Linked DNA regions of Homo sapiens: region 2 is linked to region 1. A link is an interaction called in ENCODE POLR2A ChIA-PET data of the cell type or tissue named here. Cell type or tissue: GM12878. All regions are shown on one strand.

Region 1 (5,000 bases):
AGGCTGTGAAACAGCAAAGATGGTGGCCTGCCTCTCCCTCTGGGAGCTGTGTCTCAGGGAGAGATCTGTTGCCAGCCTGAACGCACCTGTAGGAGGTACCCGGAGACCCCAGTTGGGAGGTTCTGCCCAGTGAGGAGAAATGGGATTGGGGATATCCTTTAAAAGACAGTCTGGTCACATTTTCATAGAGCAGCTGTGCTGTGCTGGGAATCTGCTCCAGCTACTTGTTGCCTTGGATTCTCTAAAGCCCAAAGGCTGGAATGGCTGAGTCACCCAAATAGCAGAGATGGTCACCTGCCCTGCCTGCTGGGAGCTCTGTCCTAGGGAGGTTTGAAACCACTGTCAGCTGGAGAACACTGCTTGGCATAGCTGAAGACCCCAGTTGGGAAGTCCTGCCCAGTGAGGAAGAATGGGATTGGGGACCTGCTTAAAGCAGTCTGGCTACACATTTGTAGAGCAGCTGTGATGTGCTGGGGGTCTGCTTTAGCCCCTGGTCACCTTGGACTTTCGGAGCTCAAAGGACAGAATGGCTAAGTCATCCAAATAGCAAAGATGGCAGCTTGTGCCTCCCTCTGAGTGCTCCATTCCAGGGAAGTTTAAAACCTCAGTTGGCTGGAGAACACTGGTAGGGGTAGCCGAAGGCCCTGGTTGGAAGGTCCTGCCCAGTGAGGAGGACTAAGATCGGAGGCCCACTTTAAGAAGCAGTCTGGCCACATTTTTGCAGAGCAGCTGGGCTATGCTGAGGGTCTGCTTCAGCCCCTAGTTGCCTCAAACTCTCCAAAGCCCAAAGGCCAGAACAGCTAAGTTGGCCAAACAGCAAAGATGGTGGCCTGCCCCTCCCTCTGGGAGTTCCATCCCAGGGAGGTTTGAAACCTCTTGTCAGCTGGAGAACACTGGTGGGGATAGCTAGGGATGGTGGTTGGGAGGTCCCGCCCAGTGAGGAGGAATGAGATGGGGGACCCTCTTAAAAAAAACAGCCTGGCCATGTTTTCATAGAGCTGCTGCGCTGTGCTGGGGACCCACTTCAGCCCCTGGTTACCTCAGACTCTCCAAAGCTAGAAACCTGGAATGTCTCAGTTGGCCGAACAGCAAAGGTGGTGGCATGCCCCTCCTTCTGGGAGCTCCATCTCAGGGAGGTGTAACACTGCTACCGGTGGCTGGCTGCAGTTCCAAGCCAGTGGGTCTTATCCCGCGAGGTGCCATGGAAGTGGGGTCTGCAGGCTGTTGCTGCTCAGCCCTTTTGATTCAGTTCCCTTCCTAGGGATATATTCAGGGGTCTAACCTCCCACTTTGTTGGAGTTGCAGCTGCTTTTGTTGGGAAGCCCAGAAAGCCTGGGTATCTAAGGCTCCCAGGTCTCTGCATGTGCCTGAGTGGCTGCTCTGCCAAGACTCCAGAGCTCTGTGCCAGACTGAAGGCCCTGGTGGCATGGGTTCACAGGGGGATCTCCTGACCTAAGAGTTGCAAAGATCCATGAGGGAAGCATGGGTTCCTGGGGTCACACATTCACTCACCACCTCCCTGGGTAGAGGAGGTTCCCCTGGCTCTGTGTTACTCCTGGGTGGGCTATCAACCTGCCTTGCTTTTCTCGATTCTCTGTGGGTTGAATTGTTTCTTTGATTAGACCCAATGCATTTACCTGGATGTATCAGTTGAAAATGCTGTATTTATGCACCCCTTCCATTCCTTTCTGTGAGAGCAGTGCACACTAGCTACTTCTAGTTGGCCATTTTCTCAGGTATTTCCTATATTCTCTTAAACCTTTCAGTCCTTCAACGCGCAGTCTCCCTCCTGCCTCAGGGCCTTGGCACATACTTTATTTTTCCTTGCCTGCAACGTTCTCATCTCTCTCTTGATCCCCCTCTCTGAACTTCCTCTAAGTTAATGTCTATTTATTAAAATCTCAGCTCAATCATTGCTTCTTTATTGACCCACAACCCCCCCAATCCCACAACTCTATCAGGTTCCCCCTTTTTATCTTTCCAGGTAGCAACTTCTACTTTTCCTTCTTATCAGTCATCATGATTTGTAATTGCTTACTTTTTAATGATTATTTAATCAATATTTCTCTCCTTTTGTTTACAAATTTTCTAGCACCTGGCCCAGTGAAGAACACTCAATAAATATAATTAAAGAAATATGTAAGAGAAGATAGAATTTTTATTGCACATTAACAAAAGAAATGAAAGAATCCACCTTTTTGAAAATTTAAAAATAAACCAAAATTTCTTATAGGCTGAGACATTGATCCATATAATTTGGTATAAACTTTGTTTGCTGATGAAGAGAGGGAAGTGGGGAGATGGGATGTAACTAATCTAGCAGCAATGAAAAAACAAAATTTTTCTGGTGAAATAAGTAATGGTTTTCTGGTTGAATAATTCTACACACAGAAAATGATTGATTAGAGTTTCCTGCAAGCCTGGGCTATGCAAATATAGCAGGTGTCTATGTATATGCAAGGCTTGAACACAGTCTTCAGTTACTTTTTTGGGAAAGCTGCCCCAGTTTAGTTTTGAGTCATATTTCTACATCTGTCACTATGTTCTAATCATTACCCAAACAGGTATCAGACATGACCACGTAGGCAAAATAAATAAATAAATAATAAAATTTAAAAAACCCAATTTTGGCTTTAAAGTGTCTCAGCATGGATAATGTGGATGAATGGATACATGTTCTAATCTACTTATATCTACTTATTTCTGTTTCAATTTTAAAAAGTGATAGAGCACTCATGAAGGCATAAGTATTGCCTAACAAGTTAACTGGAGCCTCAGTTAATATGTGCTACATTAGCTGAATGAATGAGTGAATGACTAAAATTTGACAGAAAAAAGATTGTGAGATCTGTGGGATTCTTTCCTTTCCTTTTCTTTTTCTTTCTTTCTTTCTTTTTCTTTTTCTTTTTTTTTTTGAGATGGAGTTTCACTCTTGTTGCCCAGGTTGGAGTGCAATGGCGTGATCTCGGCTCACCACAACCTCCGCCTCCTGGGCTCAAGTCATTCTCCTGCCTCAGCCTCCTAAGTAGCTGAGATTATAGTCATGCACCACCACGCCCAGCTAATTTTGTATTTTTAATAGAGATGGGGTTTCTCCATGTTGGTCAGGCTGGTCTTGAACTCCCGACCTCAGGTTATCTGCCTGCCTCGGCCTCTCAGAGTGCTGGTATTATAGGCATGAGACACCGCACCCAGCCAGATCTGTGGGATTCTTCACTTGATCTTGTGGCGATCTGAGATAACCAAAATCTATTTTGAGAATTAACTCTTCACTTAAGAGCTTCTAGTACAAACTACATGGTTCCTTTGGCAAGTACTTTTTATGTGGCACTAAAGATGCCCTAAGGAGCTTTAGAAAAATCAATGAGAAAGATCCACTTGGTTCCAGAAAGTGTTTTACATTTCAGGAAGGTCAGTGAATCAGTGTTTCTGGTTCATTTCAGCCTAACTGCATTCTATTTGAAGTAGTTTTTTAAATGGTCATCTCCTGATCACTTTTTCTTTTAGGTCTCATTAAGCTTAAAGGGCTTCACCTCAAAGGGACCCTGATCACTAAAAAGTTATTTCTGGATGGAGTGATGTTAGCCAGTTAGAGGATTGGGGGTCACTTGCTCTTATCTTCCCTCAGTAAGAATCCCATCCACAGAAAAAAGTCTCCTTCTGGGTCTCTGAGATTCAGGTAGAAGGCTGTGAAACCTGGTGGAGCCCAAGACCTAGGATAGTGGTTTTGAGAGTGCAGACCTGCACCTAGGTGTCAGACTGGCTGACTGTGCTTCTGAGTTCAAACCTCAAACCAGCCCCATTCCCTAAAGGCTTGCCTTGAACCTACAAACAAAACAATTTTCCAAAGGGTCCAGGAGGAATCATGCACACTATTGCCTCAGCAGAAAGGCTCATCTGCTTGCTGACATCAGTTTCAGTAGTAGACTTGAAAGTTATCCTGCAACTTGGCTCTAGTCCCTTTCAGCTGTGTTCCCAGCTTAGTATTGCTCACACAGGATGCAGAGGGAGACTCACCCATTTGAGTTACTGAGACAGACTTACTGGCCTCTGTCTTCACAGATTTTGAAGGGGCCCAGTCTTGGTGCTAGTACTTCTCTGCCCCAGCCTGGGAGATATTCTTTCCACACAGGGAACTGTTGGGATATTTACCTGTCCAAGCCTTTGTGACAGGTTTTTAAGTCTCTGTCCCACCGAAAATCATGAAGGGGCTCAGTCTCAGTTCCAGTTCTTCACACTGCAGTCAGGAAACGATCCTGCCTTTGCATGGAACTGCTGGGAGACACACCTATCTGAGCCACTTGGACAGGCTTGCCAGCCTCTGTTGCACAACACATCCTGAAGGGACCCTGTCTTGGCTCCAGCCCCTCTCTGCCATGGCCTGGGAGTAATTCTGTCTACACAGAACTACTAGCCAGTCTGAACCACCAGGACAGTCTTGCCAGCCTCTGTTCCACAGCAGATCCTGAGTGAATTTTGACAACAAGCAGTCACTAGTTCTGCTACATCAGGGAGTTTAAAGCCCACCTCAGACCCTTCTCAGAGAGAGAGGCAAATCTCAACTGTACATTTGTACTGAGTATAGCAGTTGGTTCATCTGTCCCAATCCACATTACCTCAAGACTCCTCCTACAGCCCTGTTCAACTGCTGGATTCAAAGAGTGATACCACCTGATCAGAGAATACTCCTATTTCAGCCAGATCACAGGCAATTGCAATTCTGATTCCATAGCTCAGTCTGACTTCAGAATTAAGCCAGTGGTCTTTTTGGATAGCAGAACCAAGCCAGTTGCCCCACACAAATTCAGAGCAAAGGTAGCAGCCCAGTCATCTAGAGAACCTGAGAGCAAGCTCTGCCTGCCCAGAGTCATTACTAGCTGACCAATCTAGAAACATAGGCTAGAATAAACAGTGAAGGTCTATTCCTGCCAAAGAACACTTGTGAAGGCTGGAAAAGGTGGCAGTCTCCACAAATGTGTAAATACCAATGCAAGGATACA
Region 2 (5,000 bases), 1.7 Mb after region 1:
TCCCTCGTACCTACAGGGCACAGCAAGCGCTCACGTGCTATATTCTCTTTTAGGTGCAAAATGACTCCAAGGGAGTGAGCATCCGCATGTGGCACTTCTCATAGCCAACCACCCATGTTTACAGGCAGAGTTGTCACGAAGCGTTGGAACCCAGAATGAGAAATTTGTGACAAGAGAGGGTGGAGGCGAGTGAAACTTTGATTAAAGGAAAGTGCCTTGGCTTTAAAAAGGCCTGTCTCTATCCGGCAGCACAGAGCAGCGATCAAGTGGAAGAAAGGGAGCAGGCAGGCGCCTCAGCTAATCTTTCTCCTGGGGGCCCAGGTGGACAAATTGGCAACCCTGTTCACAGCTTTTTTTCTTCTCCCCTTTGTGTCATAAGAACTGCTAATCGGATCCATGCTGCTGCAACTGTGGTTAGTTATTAGCAGAATAAAAGCAGATTTCTTCAAAAGAACGGGTGGGGGAAACGACTATACAAAATTGCAAGGTTGTTAGAATCTAAAATGCACAGCAGTCGATTTTTCCCCTTATTCTGAATTAGACGATGAATACAAGTCTTTCATCTGTCACTATACCCATTTCTTCAGAGGCAGCCAAATATTAAGCTTCTCAAACAAAAAAGGAATCTTAGAAAGAGGAAAAATATTGAGGAGGAATAAGAATGGGTGAGAGAAGGGAAAAATTAGGTTTTGTTTTTATTAATTTGCCCTGGTGAGAGAAATATAAACCATCCCTCTATTTGGTGTTCTCCCCGCCGCCTCTTACCTTACATCAAAGCGAGGATTCGAGAGAATGGAGCTGGTGGCTGTTCAGCATTTTATGTCTGGTGTTCTGCCTGAGGAAAGTTCAGAACCTACCTCTTTTCTTACAGATAGCAGAGTGCTATGAATCCGGACTTCCTGGGGGAAGGCCGGGCTAGCGATGCCATACCCAAATGTGGAGAATAGACCTTTCCCTCCACAAGTGGGTTTTCACGTGGCCCAGTAGACCTTGGAATTGTATGCCTGAGCTTTAAAGCTATTGCAAAGGGTGTGTTTTGATGAGAATGCCAGATTTTCAGCATGGTAGTTGATGTACTTCAGGACATCATGGACTTTCACAGGGGATGCCTCGCAGATCCTCAAGATTCCCAAAGTTAGAAGTGGTTCCTGCTTTCAACCAAATCACATTTTTGGTCATACTGCCTATTTACTATTCATGTCTTCACATCTGAAGTTAACTAAAGTTGAGAAGCTTTCCTTAAAGTTCCATCTTTTATTTAATGGCTGTTTTATCCACAAAGACACAGTTTTTATTCACCTCCCCAGAGTCGGTCCTGAGTGGAGTGGCAAGTGCAGTGGGACCCAGGCTGAGCTGTGCCAGCCGCCACCCTGAGAGTTGTGCCTCAGTCAAACCCAAAGCACATTATATTCCCACACCTTTCAGGCCACTTAGCAGTCATCCAGACTAAAAATGTCTCATTTTAATGCGGAGAATCCTCTGTATGTAAATGTTTTATGACTCCAGTTTATTTTTTTTATTTTTTTTGAGACGGAGTCTCGCTCTGTCACCCAGGCTGGGGCGCAGTGGCATGATCTCAGATCGCTGCAGCTTCCGCCTCTCAGGTTTAAGCAATTCTCCTGACTCAGCCTCCCAAGTAGCAGGGATTACAGGTGCCCACCACCACGCATTTTTGTAGAGACAGGGTTTTATCATGTTGGCCAGGCTAGTCTCGAACTCCTGACCTCAAGCAATCTGCCTGCCTTGGCTTCCTGAAGTGCTGGGATTACAAGCGTGAGCCATTGCGCTGGGCCAACTCCAGTTTATCTTTAATCAAAGCTGTGCTGACTTAAATAGTTAAGTCTAGAAGTCCGTGCATCACCATGTATCCTCTGACTTAACTTGTCCTTTGCCTTGCCAGAGACTTTTCAGTTTCTTTGCCCCAAGTTCTCTGTGGGAAGGTATCTCCCCAAAAGGGATCTCATGGGTATTAGTGATCAGACTATTAAACCAACTTGCAAGGGTCTGTCTTACCCTCGCACCTGTCACAGAGTTATGAGGAGGACCCATGCGAAAAACATTGTGTAGTTTTAGTATGTTTAATTAATAAAAGAAAAGTTCTGGTTTGAATCTATGATAGCAGGCTGGGTGAGTAACGTTTTATAAGTTGGTCTTTAAGGGCTTTTATGAGGACATAATTCACATAGACCACATCATACTCACTTCTGTTTTCTACCTGTTGGCTGATCGTCCTTTATAGCTAATCTATCTTCAAGCCTAGGAGTGAGGTTTAGAAAAAGACTTGGAACACTCAGACCACAGTAGGGAGGAGAGTTGAAAAGCTTAATCCGGCAGGTTTTTGACAGTGTATTAGTTTGTTTAGAATAAAGGTATATGGCCCTGTGAACGGTGCGTGGGAGCTGTCTTGTTCTCTCAAGTTCGGGAATTGGAAGTATCCTTATTCCCTTCATGGCTCGGGAGTATCCAAGTCAGATAGCCTCTGAAGTGCCCATTTATCTGTATTTTTAGGACCTAATGACACATGAATAGTCTGTAATATTTTGGATAAGGATTTAGGAAAGTCTAGCCCCGTTTTGAATGAACTTTCGAGCTGTATGACATGAAAAGGTTTATCTCTCAAAGCAGGGGCTTAACTCCTTCAAGGTGAGGACACCAAATTGCTGTGGTTCTGTGTTCTCAGTTGAAAGGTAGGGAAGAACATTACTTTCTGGTTTATACTGCTCTAATCTGAGATAGGATTTATTCACAATAAAGAATTGTGTTGACAGCCTGTTCACCAACATCTTCCCCACCCCTCTGCCCTGATACAGGACCTTTTGGTAAAGGGTGAGGTGATCTTATTAGAGACAGAGGCACACACACCCCATGCTGAACAATAGGAAGTGTTATAAGTTCACACCCACGCACTTCAGATAAACTGTTAACCGGAACCACTAAGCGGAAGCCTGAGCAGATTCTGTATTTCAGTAGTTTGCTTGGAGCATATCGAAGTTGGTGTCAGCCAGCCTGCTTCTTCATTCTGAGAATAAGTGGGATTTTTTTCCGTTCTTGAAGCAAGTGAAATAGAAAACACTGAACAGAAGGATGCTATGTCTAAATAACTTGTGGGTTTTCTAACTCATCTAAATAAATGCCTGAGACTAGGACATTTGTTGAATGTATGGATTATCAAAAATGTATTTTTCATTTACACCATTAGGTATTATGCAGGTTTTTAAAGAAATGACCCATGAAATCCTTGTGCTGTGTTGCAGAGCTGTACCATCTTACCATACTCTAGCTTCTTACTAACTGAGATAAGATGTACAGTGATTTCCACAGATGCGGAGTCTACCATGCAACCAACCAATGCTGTCTCTTAACAAAATTATATTGTCATTTATCATGGTGGAAGGAAAGATCCTGACCAGTTCTTCATGTTGCAGAAATTAAAGGAGCAACTAAATACAACCCATAGTAAGAAGTTATAGTGTAATTACTAGTGGGTTTGGCAGAATATAAGAAATGCATCCTCCAGAAGATCGGTAAAGTCAGATGGTGGCAGGTGAGACCCGTATTCTACTTTAAAGATTTGAAAGAGAGCCGATTTCCATGAGGCTGTACTAGAATAAAGCAACCCAGTGTTTTAATTTTGGATGCAGCAGCAGAATTGCACAGTCAGTGGGAAGCACAAGATGAACACGATCATAGTAGTAATGTATCAGTATTTGGTTGCTACAATGTGTTCTTTTAATTTCTCACTAAAGTTAATGACACCACCAAGAATTCTTGATGAGTAGAAGAATTAATTCAATTGCTAATTGCTGAAAACCATGAACTATGTATTGATTTTGTAGCACCATCCCATGGGAGTAACTTGATCATGATAGAGTTATTTGCAAAGTGACTGGAAGCATTCCTCATTTCTTCTCAGAATTCAACAAGAACCACAACCAGTTTAATTCACACGGACCTAAGAATAGGTCTGTCTTACCCTTGCCACTGTCACAGAGTTTATGAAGAGGGCCCAAGTACTTGCCACTAAACACCTCATGATCTCCATGTATTGAGGATGATTGGCCAAGAAAATTATCCAAATTTCCATGGTTTCACATGTCTTTTCACATTAATTATAAAAAGCCAATCTTCTTGAATTACTAATCGAAGAATATAATTTAGGACATTGCCCTCTATATAGTGAGTACTCTTTTTTTTTTTTAACCTCATTTGGTACATTCAAGCTATCTCTAATTTACCTGCGAACTTGTAAGACAAATAAATGTATATTCTAGACAGTGCTCTCTCTTTAGCTCCTTCTTTCTTCACTTTTGCCCAGAGTCAGCTAACGTAGGAAAATTGGAAGGATAGAATGGATCTGAGGCATTAAAACCGAAATCAAGTAGTGTCTGTCATTCAGACTCCAGATTTGCTATCTTGACTAATCATGTCAATATTCCATCTCAGATAACTAAATCCATCTTAGGTTAGTTGGCTTTTTAGCTGTAATGATGTGAAAGGAAGGAATAATTTTTCTATGGCCACTACAACTTTTGAAACATGGAATTTCTGAATATTTCTATATCTATTAGTATTACTAATACTGGAGATAATGCAGTATTATTTGAAAAGGGGTGAATGGTTTGTTTGCCAGAATTGGTTGTGGTTCAGAGTTAGTGTTCTTGTTCTTTTTCTATAGTTGTATACTGTAGTAATGTAGAAAGGAATTATCCCCAAGGAATTTTAACCTCAATAAAGGATTAATGTGGGAATCCTATTCACCTCATGTTTATTCTCTACCATCCCAACACAAAAGTAGTAGAGTATAATTTACGCAATTGCATCTGATCAGTAGTTGATCTGATTTGTTGGTTTGTTTCTGATCCGAAAGAGTTGGAAAAATAAAACTACAAGTAATCATTTATCTAAACATTTACCTGCTAAATGTACTTACCATTTAAGTCTTAGACTTTTGCCTGCATTAAGTGCTAAGGAACCCAGCGCATTCTTACATATAGATAGGA

What was found. ChIA-PET counts read pairs that join two places held together with the same protein. Peaks named below come from ENCODE experiments on the same cell type or tissue, not always from the same donor. Only the 100,000 strongest peaks of a DNase experiment are listed, where the experiment ranks them.
Region 2: POLR2A ChIA-PET joins it to region 1 with 5 read pairs; 1 of 35 experiments calls an interaction of 5 or more read pairs at or near these places.

What each region holds. Positions count from the first base shown.
Region 1 is chr6:155,349,050-155,354,049 of GRCh38, forward strand. No RefSeq gene overlaps it. Among named protein-coding and RNA genes, the nearest start is that of TFB1M, 37 kb to the left of the region's middle. In GM12878, no CTCF peak of the experiment used is centred here; DNase peaks (open chromatin) are centred at 2,492, 2,750 and 3,912; H3K27ac peaks cover 4,832 bases.
Region 2 is chr6:157,097,455-157,102,454 of GRCh38, forward strand. All of the region lies in intron 5 of ARID1B (AT-rich interaction domain 1B), which reads left to right. Among named protein-coding and RNA genes, the nearest start is that of TMEM242, 220 kb to the right of the region's middle. In GM12878, no CTCF peak of the experiment used is centred here; a DNase peak (open chromatin) is centred at 2,907.